Linked DNA regions of Homo sapiens: region 2 is linked to region 1. The links are chromatin contacts, found by Hi-C or POLR2A ChIA-PET in ENCODE. All regions are on one chromosome and are shown on one strand. Each heading gives the region's core, a stretch centred on a gene start or an enhancer-like site at or near the end of the contact. The rest is flanking DNA. Distances are from core to core; before and after follow the strand shown. Region 1 overlaps LINC02320 (long intergenic non-protein coding RNA 2320). Region 2 overlaps PPP2R5C (protein phosphatase 2 regulatory subunit B'gamma).

What was found. A loop is a pair of places that touch in the nucleus more often than their neighbours do. ChIA-PET counts read pairs that join two places held with the same protein, here RNA polymerase II (POLR2A). Pooled maps may share reads with other maps.
Region 2: a loop to region 1 is called in a map of CD8-positive, alpha-beta T cell, with 6 times the contacts of the local background. The contact joins two enhancer-like sites. A Hi-C loop is called at or near these places in 10 of 168 maps with a recorded cell type or tissue (CD14-positive monocyte, CD4-positive, alpha-beta T cell, CD4-positive, alpha-beta memory T cell and 4 more), 4 of 37 single-sample maps with no recorded cell type and 16 of 50 pooled maps. POLR2A ChIA-PET finds 5 or more read pairs at or near these places in 25 of 52 experiments (CD4-positive, alpha-beta T cell, CD4-positive, alpha-beta memory T cell, CD8-positive, alpha-beta T cell and 16 more).

Annotation. Positions count from the first base shown.
Region 1 is chr14:101,703,297-101,709,894 of GRCh38, reverse strand. All of the region lies in intron 1 of LINC02320 (long intergenic non-protein coding RNA 2320), which reads left to right. Among named protein-coding and RNA genes, the nearest start is that of LINC00239, 24 kb to the left of the region's middle. RefSeq lists an enhancer at 1,436-2,206 and silencers at 3,613-3,882, 3,893-4,012, 4,093-4,152. Within about 2 kb of position 3,039, at least 27 of the 41 ENCODE cell types and tissues checked have a DNase peak (open chromatin) inside an H3K27ac peak, as active enhancers do; they include CD4-positive, alpha-beta T cell, CD8-positive, alpha-beta T cell and natural killer cell, where a contact is called at or near this core.
Region 2 is chr14:101,815,956-101,822,729 of GRCh38, reverse strand. All of the region lies in intron 3 of PPP2R5C (protein phosphatase 2 regulatory subunit B'gamma), which reads right to left. Among named protein-coding and RNA genes, the nearest start is that of PPP2R5C, 58 kb to the right of the region's middle. RefSeq lists an enhancer at 1,947-2,206. Within about 2 kb of position 3,014, at least 10 of the 41 ENCODE cell types and tissues checked have a DNase peak (open chromatin) inside an H3K27ac peak, as active enhancers do; they include CD4-positive, alpha-beta T cell, CD8-positive, alpha-beta T cell and natural killer cell, where a contact is called at or near this core.

The DNA.
Region 1 (6,598 bases), core at 1,790-4,289:
CACTGTGGCCTATGGTGCCTGAGAACCCAAGACACCAAGCTTTTGGAACCTAAGTGTAGGGCACTGCTAGGTGGCACTAGCTTGGCCTCCTCCGATGAAGTCCTCCTCCTCTTTCTGTTTGGCACAGCATCTCCAGCCAGGGAGCGAGCTGTTTTGGGGGGCCCTTTGCCTCCACCGATGCCCCCACCACATGTTCTCAGCTCCTCTCCGACCTCAGTTCTTCCCTTTACCTACACTGGCCCCTGTGGAGCTCCTACGTGCGTGCCAGCAATGCCCAAATACCTCTCCCACCCACCTCCGGCCGTCTACTCGACGTGGCTAATGATGTTGAAAATGCCCCAAAACTGCAGTCCTCGCCTTCTGTCCCTCCCCCATCCCCCACCCCTGCCCTGTTTCCCTGCATCCTCCTCATCTGAGAATGAAGGCAACGGAGGCAGCGTGGGGCTGGTGTCCAACACAGCTGCCCAGGCTTGCCCTGCTGCATCTGGGCGGTGAAAGGAGGCCCCTCCAGATAGGACCCTTCCCCAAACATTTGCGCAGCTGCAGGGTGGCAGAAGCAGCAGACAGACACCCTGGGGCAGGCTGGGATCCAGGGCGGCGGGGCTGTGTCCCAGTGGGGATTATTTTCCCATGTGTTTAAAAGTTGAACCAGCCGTCTAGACCGTGCTCCTCAGCACTGAATGAGAGGGCCTGATTTGGGGTGGCTTTCTTTCTGCCATCTGGACGTCAGCCAGTGGCTCCTCTAAGGTACTTAGGCTTTCAAACGTGTCCTGGTCCAAGTCGCTAAACTACGTCACGCTCTGATTCTTCACTCCTTTACTTGAACGCCTCTTGGTTCCCCTGCCCTCAAGACCTTTTAAAAGTGCAGTCTGACCATGCTGCCCCTTATGGACAGTAGTGCACTACGTGTAAATGTTTAACGACTGCTCTGGATAAAAAGCCCCGATTGGCAGTGTTTGCCAATTTCCATGGTGTAAATCTGCCTGTCATGGCCAATTTCAAACTACCAATCTGAAGTCACTGACTATGCCGTGGGGAAGAGATCAATAGCACATCGTCACACAGGCTCTACTACACAGACGCACCACACAGAAATAACCTCAACGGCAGAGAAAACAATAAAGTATAGTAAAATGTTAGAAAGTTTTGAGTATTTATTACCTGTTTTTGAATATAATTTAATCTTTAATAATGGCTGTGCTTAACAACTGATCTGCAAAATTCCTGAAAATGTAATAGTCTGCTTGTGAGCCGGCACAAGCACACCCTGCTACAGGGTCAGACCCAGACTCCTGGGACAAAGCCTAAACAGGTGGCCCGCTGCTGTCCAGACTCACCCTCCTCCACAAGCCACGCCCCATGCCAGCTCCCTGGGTCCACTTGTGGGGCCCAGATGGACTCGCTGGTCTTTGCCCCTTCCACCCTCTGTCTGAGCCTCCCTCCCTTCATCCTTCCCTTTCTCTTTCTCACCCTCTCTTTACCTCTGAGTATGTATGGAGTCCACTGCTATGTGGCAGGGCTTTGCAAAGCCGGGGGATGCAAATGTGGCCTCCGCCCTCTGGAGCTGGGGTCCTCTCAGAGCCGGGTCTCCAGAACCATATGAAACTTCCAGATTTGGGTGAATAGGGAAGACTCCTTGGCTAGAGCTGTGAGGCCCTTTCTCAGCTGCTAACCCTACAGCAGCCCCCAGATAGGGCCCAGGACCCCCTCCGTCACCTGGACAATACCCTGTGTGTTTGCCTGCTCTCTGAGCCCACCCTGGGGCATGCATTTCCAACAGCTCAGAGGCGGAGCTCCTGGGCATATTCCCTTCCCAGATGGCCTGCATGACGACTTGGGGAGGTCCAGGACGGCTGTCCTTGGTGATCAGGAGCATGTGAGCACTGGTGGGGATGAGGGAGCCCAGAGGGTCCTACTACACACCCTGCACTGTAATAGTCTGCTTGTGAGCCGGCACAAGCACACCCTGCTACAGGGTCAGACCCAAACTCCTGGGACGAAACAAAGGACTTTCCTCTGTGCTGCACTGTGTGCACCCCTAGCACTTCAAATAAAAGTTTGGCACCTTATACAGGGAGATATTTTGCTAGAACATGAACTTAAATGCATGCAGTATCATACAGGTCGAACAGGAAGCAGTATGGGGGTGCACAGTGCAGCCTCTGGAGACAAGACCTGGGCTTGGTCCTGCCTCTAAGAGTCACTGCTGTGTGACCTCAGCCAAATTACTCAAATACTCTGAACCTCAGATTCTTCGGCTGTGTAAGGGCAACAACAAATACTTCATGGCTGGTTGTGAGAATTACTTGAGCTGACACAAGAAACATGCAACAGTGGCTTGCGTGTGCTGAATGGGCAGGAAGTTTTCTGCTGCGTAATTTGCGATACTAAAAGCAAAGATGATTATTGAGCGCCCTCTGGTGACCAAATGGTACAATTACACCTTAGATTGCGCCAAGCTGGATACTTTTTTATGCGGGGCTCAAGGACTCACAGGCCCTGCTGGTGGTGAATTGCCTGCGGCCCCTTCTTGCTCCATTTCAGTTCCTTGGCCCCGGCGGTAGGCAGCCTCCTCATTAAAGGGGAGGATTTCACGGGACAGGCATCTTCACTACACCTGTCCCGGGCTCTTCAGAACTAGCTCCTGTCTCTAATGCTCGAGGGGGATCATGGTCCAGCTAAGGAAGCTGGTCCCTGCTGCAGCTGGGCTGGGGACTGCCAGGGATTCGGGGGCCTTGGAAACGGAGACCACAGACCCTGCTGTGTGTGTGTGGCGCCAGACCCAGTCTTCATGTCTCCAGGTGAACCGCAGAGCCTCATTCTGGATTTTAAAAACCTAGTTGTTACTGGGCCTGCAGGTCGGCTGTATCCCTGCGGGTTCTCTGCAGCCCCTGCCCCTGTGGGCAGTCATGCTGTGTGCCAGGCACTGTGCTGGGTGCTGGGGATACGGCACAGCACCTGGGGCTTAGGTTAGAGGGGGAGATGGAGGGGGATTTGGGCGGGGACTTCTGGAGTCCTGTCCCAGGGTGTGCAGGCAGTGGGTGTAGAGGTCTCCTTCCCTTCCCCTAGCGCTTCCTCATGCACAAGGCCTGTGCTGACACCTGGGTCACTCTGCCATGTTCCCTGCGGCCTTGAACTTAGTGACAGCCAATATTTACCAGCTCTGTCCACGGGCCATGCGTGGTAGGCCTTTCCTCGAGCCCTCGAGATGGCCTTGCGAGGTCGGTACAACCTCCTGCCAGTACCATCCCCTCCATTCTGCGGAGGAGGAATCTGACCTGGAGAGGTCATGTCCACGGGCCAAGGGAAGTCAGGGTCAGGCTCTCAGAGCCCAGAAGCTCTCACCCCTCGGGCCGTGGTTCCTGCTGCCCCTGCCCAGCCCTTCCCTTTTTGCCGGGAAGCCTCCTCTCTTGGCCTGGGCCTCATGAATTTCCTCCTGAAGGGAGTTAGGGGCAGGAATCCGGCGCCAGCAGCTTCTCACTCCTCCCAGGGCTGCCTGTCAAGCTGGGGCAGAAGAGGAGGCCCTCGGGGCACGTGCCTCCGGCGCTGCCTGCAGCGGCCTCGCCCAGGAAGTGCGGCTCAGCGGGAGCTCGCCCCTGTCCCTGCCTCCGGGGCGGCGCCGCCACGGCCTGGGAAGGAGGCCGAGCCCCTGCTCCCGCGACCCCTGCATGGGCGGGGCAGGCCCCAGGCCCCAGCTGAGACCAGGCTCCCGCTTTTTCAAGGAACCGCCGCGCTGGGCCCTTCACCCACGTGCTTTCCCTGCGGCGGCTCAGCCTCCAGCAGGCCGGAGGGTGCGCGTCGGGTCCCGGCTCCTCCTGCGCTGGGGACAAGCGGCCCCGCGCCCCCTGTCACCCCACGGAGGCCTTCACCTCCCCATGCCCGGCCGCGGCGGACCGGGGGAACTGGGGGCGGGCCGCAGAGGAGGCTCGGGGCACGGCGTGGGCCCAGGGCCGGGCTCCAGGGAGGGCGAGGAGGACGGCACCCCCCGCCGGCTGCGGTCGCGGCTCGTCCAGGTTCAGGCTTCGGCTGCTCCCGGAAGCCCCTGGCGGGGAGCGGCCGCCTGCGGGGAGATCTCGCGCCCCGGCCGCAGGGCTGCACATGGACGCCGGGACCTGCGCCTCCTCCAGCCCCGGCCCGCAGGGTCCTGGCTTGGGCACCGCCCTCTCTCTCCCCAGGGCCCAGCTCGAGGGGCTCACCCGTGGTGAATATGCGCCGGTCACAGAGCACGGGGCAGCCATAGAGGCCACACTGTCACCTCTGGGGACTGGACAAAAATGTCCAAATCCACGGAAAAATGAGATGCCCAAATAATCTCTCATAATTCTTCACGTTAACATTTTGCCTTCTTTTGTCACGTTCGTTCTCTGTCACTCTTTTTATATATGTACCTTCCCCCCACAACCCACTGGAAAGTAATATTCAGACATTGTGACACTTCACTTCTATATAAATTTCCCCTTAAGCATTTACAGCATTAAATATAGAACATTAAAGATAGAACATTAAAGCTCTGTATTAGAAACAAAGAAAGGTCTCTCATCAAATATCTAAGCTTCTACATTAAGAAACTAGGAAAAGAAGAGCAACAGAAGTCCAAAGCAAACAGAAAGCAGGACATAATACATATAAGGCCGGATGCAGTGGCTCACGCCTGTGATCCCAGCACTTTGGGAGGCTCGAGGCGGGCGGATCACCTGAGGTCAGGAGTTCGAGACCAGCCTGGCCAACATGGCAAAACCCGTCTCTACTAAGAATAAAAAAATTAGCCAGGTGTGGTGGTGGGCGCCTGTAATCCCAGCTACTCGAGTGGCTGAGGCAGGAGAATCACTTCAACCCTGGAGGCAGAGGTTGTAGTGAGCCGAGATTGTGCCACTGCACTCCAGCCTGGGCAACAGAGTGAGACTCTGTCTTAAACAAAAACAAAAAAAAACCCCAAGTTAGTTGGGCACGATGGCACACTCCTATAACCCCAGCTACTCAGGTGGCTGAGGCAGGAGAATCACTGGAACCCAGGAGGCGGCAGTTGCAGTGAGCTGAGATCGTGCCATCGCACTCCAGCCTGGGCAACAGAGCAAGACCCTGTCTCAAAAACAAAACAAAACAAAACAAAACAAAAACCACCAAAAAACAAACAGAAAAACCATATGAGAGCAGAAACTAACTCAATTGAAAACAAAAGAGAAAACTTTTCTAAAAACATCTTTACTATTTACATCTACAATCTGTCTAGAATAGATTGTGATACAGGATAAGCAAGCCCCCAAATTGGGGCTTAGCCCTGGGGGGTTCCTGGCTTCCTCCAGGTAAGAATTCAAGGGTGAGCTGGTGGTGTTAGCCAGCAACGTTTATTGAAGCAGCAATGCACAGCAGTGGCAGAGGGACTGCCCCTTGCAGAGCAGGGCCACCCCTTAGACAGTGAGCCCAGAGCAGCAGCTCAGAGGCAGGTCTGCACTCATATTTATACCCATGCTTAATTATATGCAAATTAAGGGGTAGTTTATACAGAGATTTCTAGGATGAGAGCGGTAACTTCTGGGTTATCAGGTTGTTGCTACGGAAAGGGGTGGTAAATCCCTGGTGTTGCCATGGCAATGGTACACTGGCGTGGCACACTGGTGGGTGTGTCTTATGTGGAGGTGCTTTGGCCCTAGACCTGTTTTAGCTAGTCCTCAATTTGGTCTGGTGTCTGAGCCTCACCTCCAGAGTCTAATACCACCTCCTACCTCAATTGTTAGACATGATTTGAGTTAGGGGGTGAAGATACCTTTTTTTTTTTTCCCAAATATATATCCAATTAACACCAGCATTTACTGACAAGACCCTCACATCTCCAGTGTTCTCCTGTGTCCTTGTCATAAATCAGGGGATTGTATATTTTCGAATCAGTTTCTAAACTCTTTTTCTGTTGGTTTATATTTCTACCTTTGTACCAATATCACAGTGTCTTAATTACCTTCAGTTTTCTCCTTCTCATCCTCATCGTCTGCCTCCTCCTTCTTCAGGATCACCTTGGTTATTCTCAGCCTTTGCATTTTCATACACATTTTAGAGTTAGGTTATCATTTTCCACCAAAAGCGACTTCTCCTGGGAATTGGATGTGATTATATGAAATATTTAAATGATTTTGGGGAGAATTTCACATCTAAAAATAATGAGCCTTTCAATGATTAACATAGTATATATTCTTTATTTATTTAGGGTTTAATTTCCCTTAATAGTGTTTTGTAGTTTTCAGCATAGAAGTCTTATACATCTTTCATTATATTCATTCACCTAAGAGTGTTTTATGTTTTTCAAAAGCTTTTCTAAGTTTCTAACATTTGTTGCTGGCATGTAGAAATACAAGTGATTTTTGTATATTGACCTTGTATACGGCAATGCTGCTAAATGCACTTATTACTGAAAATCATTTATTGGTAGGTTCATTTGGATTTTCTAATAACACAATCATGTTATTTGCAAATAATAACAGTTTTATAGTTTTCTTTTCTACGTGGATGCCTTTCATCTCCATTCTTTGTCCTTCTACACTGACTAAGACCTTCAATACAATATTGAATAGAGGTGGTGATAATGGACATCTTTGTCTTGTTCTTG
Region 2 (6,774 bases), core at 1,765-4,264, 110 kb before region 1:
GATATTAGACTATTTGAATGAGAAAAGTCAGTCCCCAGAAGTTTATATGTCTTCAAAAGGCCAGTTTCAATACCTGATAGCCTCAGCCAGGATATAAATGAGAAAATAAGAATGGGGTTCTTAAGGGAAGGAAGTCGGGAAGAGAGGAAGGATAAGTAAAAAAATTTCCCAAAATCACAACTTTAACTTTGGCTTAAATTTAAATGTTGTTTAAGAGTAAGTCATAAAAACACATCAACATAACATCATTTGTGACTGTGTAAAAAGAAAAAGTATCTGAATTGGTTAGATTCTTTTAAAAAACCCTACCCATTGGATAGTCATTTAAGTTTTCTCCTGGCAGAGCATTTCTCTTAACTAAGAATAATATAAAAGGAGAAATGTGTTCATTCTCGTTCGTGTTTTTCTCTTTGGGGGATTAGATCGGAACGCCAATCACAGAATTCTTCCAATTCCCTCTAAAATAAGTAATTTAATCAGATGCATTTTTAATGTAACTTATTTGGAGATTCAGGAAAGTAAGGTGACTTAATCAAGAAGCTCAGTAACTAGTGACACTATTAGGCCTTAACCCTGGCTCTGATAGCGCCAGATTCCTGTATGATTTGATGTAATAATTTAGCAAGGGATGTGTGTGTGTGGGGGGGGGGCAGGGGGTGGTGGTGGTGGGGTCACTACATTAATAAGACCTCAACGTTTTCAACATCTAGTAAAATACTCTTAAAAGCGTCAATGATGTTCTCTAAAGGGAAACATCTCCTCAGGACCAGGTCCAATAATTGAGAAACAAAATTCCACATTTCCAGCAGCTTGGTGAAGCATAAGTGACCTCTGTTCTAAAATCAGACAACATGGTTTCACTCTGGCCCGGTCATCACACCTGTAAAATTAGCCTAGAGCACCTATGCACAGGCTGCGGGGGCCGAGTGTCTGTGACAGCTCCACCTTCCACTTGCCGCCACCTCCTAGATGCCTAGTCTGAAAGTTTAAGCCAAATTCACAGAAAAACATGCGAGACCACATTAAGCATTTACGTAACGTATGTATACACAGTACAATACAGGATAATATGACGTAACACCAACTCAGAGCATTATGAACCGAGAGCGCCACCAAGATCCTAAAAACGTATAAAAGGTTTTTGTTACTAAAACTGCTCTCATGTCAATTTTTTAAAGAAATGAAACAAAAAATGCTATATACTCTGTGAATAAATACATATTTATATTATTTATGTGGATAAATACACACACACACACACACACACACACACACACCCACCCACCCACCCCCCACAGGGAGAAAATGGTCTGGAATGACACACAGCAAACTCCAGGCAGCAGTCACTTTGAGATGTGGGGATGGTAGACCAATCTCAGGGGATAAGGTTAGGGAAAATTTCAGTTTTATTTGCAATGAAGAAAAAATGTAAATGGGGCCGTATTCACATATTAATTGATTACTTGAAAATGGCTTTTAAAAAAAGATTTGAAAAACAAAGAAGGAAACTGACCAAGGCAAGAGGAAGGCTCAGGGTTAGGTGGGCTCCGGATGCTCTCAGCTCTCATGGTCCCAGAGACCAGTTTAGATGATTCCACTGACTACTTAATTTTTTTTTATTTTTATTTTTATTTTATTTTTTTTTTTAGAGAAAAGAGGGAAAAAACCAAGGAGGCTTGGTAAAAACAGGGTCAGGGTCACATCCAGCCCATTCGAGAAAAACTTCCAAGTCCACGTGTTTTCCATTTTTTTGGTGTCAAGACCTATTTACATTCTTAGAAAGTATGGAGAACCCTAAAGAGCTTTGATTATGGGGGTTATATCCATTGATACTGACCATACTTGAAAATTTTAAAAATATTTACTTATTCATTAAATTAGCAATAGGTTCACTTCATGTTAAGTAATATTTTATGAAAATAACCTTATTTTCAAAAAGAAACCAGCGAGAAAATGGCCATGTTGTACATTTTTGCATGTATCTTCAATACTCAACAGAAGACAGGCGGATCTGCCGACATGCTTCTGTGTTCAACTTGCTGTGATATGCTATTCTGGTTCAAGTATATGTAAAGAAACACCCCAGGCTCAGACAGACACGTCTGGTGGGAAAAGGGAGGTTTCAATGCTTCTCAAAAAATTGCCGATGTTCTTCTTTGCCTATGCTAAAATTCAACAAGTGATAGTTCCTTAAAGATTAGTTGCAATGAGGAATCTGAAACCATGTTGATGAACCTGTCAGTTACATGAACACCCGGCAGTGTGTCTTACACTTTGGTGGCTCTTCACCCACGCTTGTTTGTAGCATCGTTCGTTGGTCACTGAGAACACACTGCTGCATGTGGTGTGTGACCTTCCACCGTATACATCAAGAAACCCCACTTGCTAATGTCACCACCCCTCTCAGCAGAAGAGTCTGTGGCACTGGGAGCTGCCACATTTACACTGGCAGATAAAAGTTCTCCAAAGTTCAAATTTTTCTTGAAAGCTCAAATTTTACCATGGGCCAAAAACAGTGTCGCAGTTGTTTTCCCCTCAATTGATAAGCTCACTTCATAGATTTTCTAGAAAATATCAGCCAAATATTTAAGTCTTAATATCCACAGTTTGTCTGCTTTTTGTTCTGTCAAGTAAAAATGATTTTACATTACTATTCTCATAATTTAAAGTTCCTGGAAAAAGTGGCTATTTTGGCTCATAACTCACACATCACATGGGCGCTTTTCTTCGAGACGGCCATCACACTCCAGCATGCTAGAACGGCTTCATGTGAACTCTGCATTTCGTCACGCAAAATTAAAAAGGAGGCTGGGTGCGGTGGCTCACGCCTCTAATCCCAGCACTCTGGGAGGCCAAAGCAGGAGGATCATTTGAGCCCAGGGGTTTGAGACCAGCCTGAGCAACCCAGTGAGACCCCAGCTCTACCAAAACAACAACAACAAAAAACCACGCTGGGTGTGGTGGTGCTTGCCTGTAGTCCCAGCTACACAGGATGCTGCGGTGGGCGGAATGCTCGAGCTGGGGAGGTTGAGGCTGCAGTGAGCTGTGATTGCGCCATTGCACTCCAGCCTGAGCAACCAAAAAACCAAACAAAAACAAACCCAAACAAAAACAAAACTAAAAACAAACCCAAACAAAAACAAAACTAAAAACAAACCCAAACAAAAACAAAATTAAAAAGGTATACAAAAGAGTTGAGACTTAAAAAACCAGTAACTTCATGCTTTATCGAGGACATTCTTGGGTCAGACTGGTGTGTTGCTAGCTGAACACCGCTGTCCTGCTCGATGAAAGAAAGGCGCCATATTCCTCACCATTGCCTTTGCACCACCAGGGCAAACGTCCACACAGTGAGAGGTAAATTAGATCTTGGTAATCTTATGAGGCAGTGACGGCCTTGCAAACCCCCTGGAAAGCAGCTCTGTGACCCCAGGGGCCACAGGCTGCCCAGGGTGAACACTGCTCCATGCAAAGGCTTCAGAGTTCCAAGAGAGCGATTATCAAGTGCTACCCCCCTTTGAGAAGTCTGACCAATTACATAAAGCTGGGAAAAAAACCAAAACCGACAACCCATTCCTAATTATACATGTACAGAAACTGTCTACAAATGTAAACACACATATACAGACACCCTCACCACCCACCTCTTCCTTGAAGCCCACCAAAAATAAGAACCAGCAACTCAGGAAGAAGTGGAGGTGGTACTTTAGGGCTTGAGGGTTCTTCAGGACTTGTTCCCTAGAGTGAAACATAACTTTTTCATAAGTTATAAGTTAAAATACCATAATTAGAACACATTGCTCATGAGTAACACAACCAGCAGACAAAAATCCATGTGTATTATAACGAGGTCACATACATCGATGACAAACTGAAAAAACCTAATCACTGTTAACAGCTCAAATTCTACTGAAAACACCAAAATATCAACATTTAAAAACAATAAGATATAAGGTTATAGTTGGGACCCCACTTATTTCAAATATTATTTAATTAAAGCAACATCTGCATTTAAAAACAACTAAAGGGAAATGACACGGAAAGCCACCCTATTTGAGATTAACCACAGATATTGCTCACTTTTTTTTTTTTTTTTGAGACAGAGTCTCACTCTGCTGCCCAGGCTGGTGTGCAGTGGCGTGATCTCGGCTCACTGCAACCTCCGTCTCCAGGTTTAAGTGATTCTCCTGCCTCAACCTCCCTAGTAGCTGGGATTACAGGCACCCGCCACCACGCTGGCTAATTTTTGTATTTTTAGTAGAGATGGGGTTTCACCATGTTGGCCAGGCTGGTCTTGAACTCCTGACCTCAGGTGATCTGCCCACCTTGGCCTCCCAAAGTGCTGGTATTACAGGTGTGAGGCACTGCGCCTGTAATACCAACTTTTAAAGATGAAATTTCTTATGAATGTGATACTAAAACTCTCTTCTTCAAAAGAGTTAAAGATGAGGAGGGGAGATGTATATAAATGCCAATTTCTTATTTTACTCTAGACTTCACGGACTGGAGCACGGGAACAGAAAGACTGAATAGGGAGCATTAAGTATACTCTGAACTGAGGCCGTGGACATGTGCTTAGGACCATCTTAGCAGGTAACTATACACAATCTATAAGCAGAGCATAGTGCAAACTCCAGAGGTACTGATGATACTAATTTCTTCCAAATGGTGAAATGCCAAGCAAACTGCAAGAGATGAAAAGGCTGGGTAAAAGAGAGAGAGAGAGACAGATGAGCTTTGAGATGAACAAATACAGATAATACAGCTGGAGAAAAAGAAAACAGATTATGGCTAAGTGGCGGGGCCCTAGAGTACCATACGTGACCTACGAAAGAGACAACCACAGACACCATGAGCACTGAGTCTCACGACACTCCAGGCGCCATTTTAAGTTCTTTATGTGCATTCACTTAACTTTCAAAAAACCCCAAAGAGGTAGGTTGTATTATTATTCCCATTTCACGTTCCATTTCTAGAAACAGAGAGTGAGTCACATGCCCTAGACAGTTCAGCTTGCCTGGGGTGGGCGGGGTGGGGGATGGGGGGTGATCTGACCCTGGCGTGTGGCTCCAGGTCCTACCCTCAGCCACCAAACACCCTGCCTCTTAAAGTGCGGAGGAAACTTTGGTTTTATCTTATCTTCTAGTGTGGCTCAAAGGCAGTTACACTCCAAAAGACCAATAAAAATGCCAATAAACATCAAAAACGGTTATGCACCCCAAAAACGCTGTTTTGTCAGATGGTGTGGCCGTCTGTGCAGCTACTGTGAGTTACAACCAGAGGACCAACACTGGCTGGCAAAGACTCAAATATGAAAGGCCACTGCTCATGGCTTAGGAAACAGTAGCTAAGTTATTACATTTTCTTTGTACATTTTTTCCAAAGCAGACCCTTTTTAAAGATATTTCCTTCACCAGAGAATATTGAAATGATAAGAGAGCGAAACAGCCTTATTTTTTAAAAATATATTTCTCATCCTGGGGCAGTGGCTCACGCCTGTAATCCCAGCACTTTGGGAGGCCGAGGCGGGTGGAACACGAGGTCAGGAGATCGAGACAATCCTGGTCAACATGGTGAAACCCTATCTCTATTAAAATACAAAATATTAGCTGGTTGTGGCGGTGGGTGCCTGTAGTCCCAGCTACTTGAGAGGCTGAGGCAGTGGAATTGCTTGAACCCAGGAGGCGGAGGCTGCAGTGAGCTGAGATTGCTCCACTGCACTCCAGCCTGGCAACAGAGCAAGACTCCATCTCAAAAAAAAAAAATATATATACATATATAATATTTTTATATTATATATATTATATAAATATATATATTATATATATATTTATATAATATATATATAATATATATATAAATAAATATATATATTTATTTCTCTCAAACATTATGAAAAAGTTAAAATCTCCATAGAATTTCAATGAATAATTGTATATTGTATATCCCCTCAGCTAGATTCAACAACTGTTCATGCTTTGACATATTTGCTTTTTACCCACTTTTCTCTTTACCATTTAAAGTTGCAGAGATCACGATCCTTCACTTATTAATACTTCATTCTGCATTCCCTAAGAATAAGAAAAGTCCCTTACAAAAGTTGGACACCTTTTTACACCTAGAAAGTTCGCAGTAATTCCACACATCCAACATCATTCTGCACTCCACTTTCTCCAGCTGCCTTCAAAATGTCTCTAATAGGTTTGATTTCACACTTTTTAGAACAAGGATCTGATCTAGATTCACTCACGGTACCTGTTATATCTCTTTAGTCTTTTTTCTTTTTTAAACTAGAAGAGTTTTTGATTTATGTGTAATTCAAGGGCCTCAAATAAAGCCAGACTTCTACCTGCTGTGGGAGTACTGGTTTCCCCCATGCATTTTAGCCAGCGTCTTTCCAAGATGTGAGTGAGAGAAATGATTTATCCCACGTTTAGACCACTTGGCGGTCCTATTTCCAGTGTGACAGGGAGCGGAAACAGCGCCTGAGCAAGGCCTAGAGTGGAGTGGGCACCTGTGTCGCTCTTTCAACCAGCCGCCTTGTGTAAAGTCTGTCACCTTTTTGGTAGTCTTACTCTTGCACTTGGGTATAACGTCTGCTCAGCAGGTTTTTGCCTTGCAGCAAAAGCCATCTCCTATATGTTTTTCATTGAAATACGTTAACTACAGCGTATAGAGGATTGAAAGAAAAATAAAGTACAGCTTCTCATGAGCTTCTCATTCCACTGATGAGGTATTTAGCTAAGAAATACATCAGATAGGCCGGGTGTGGTG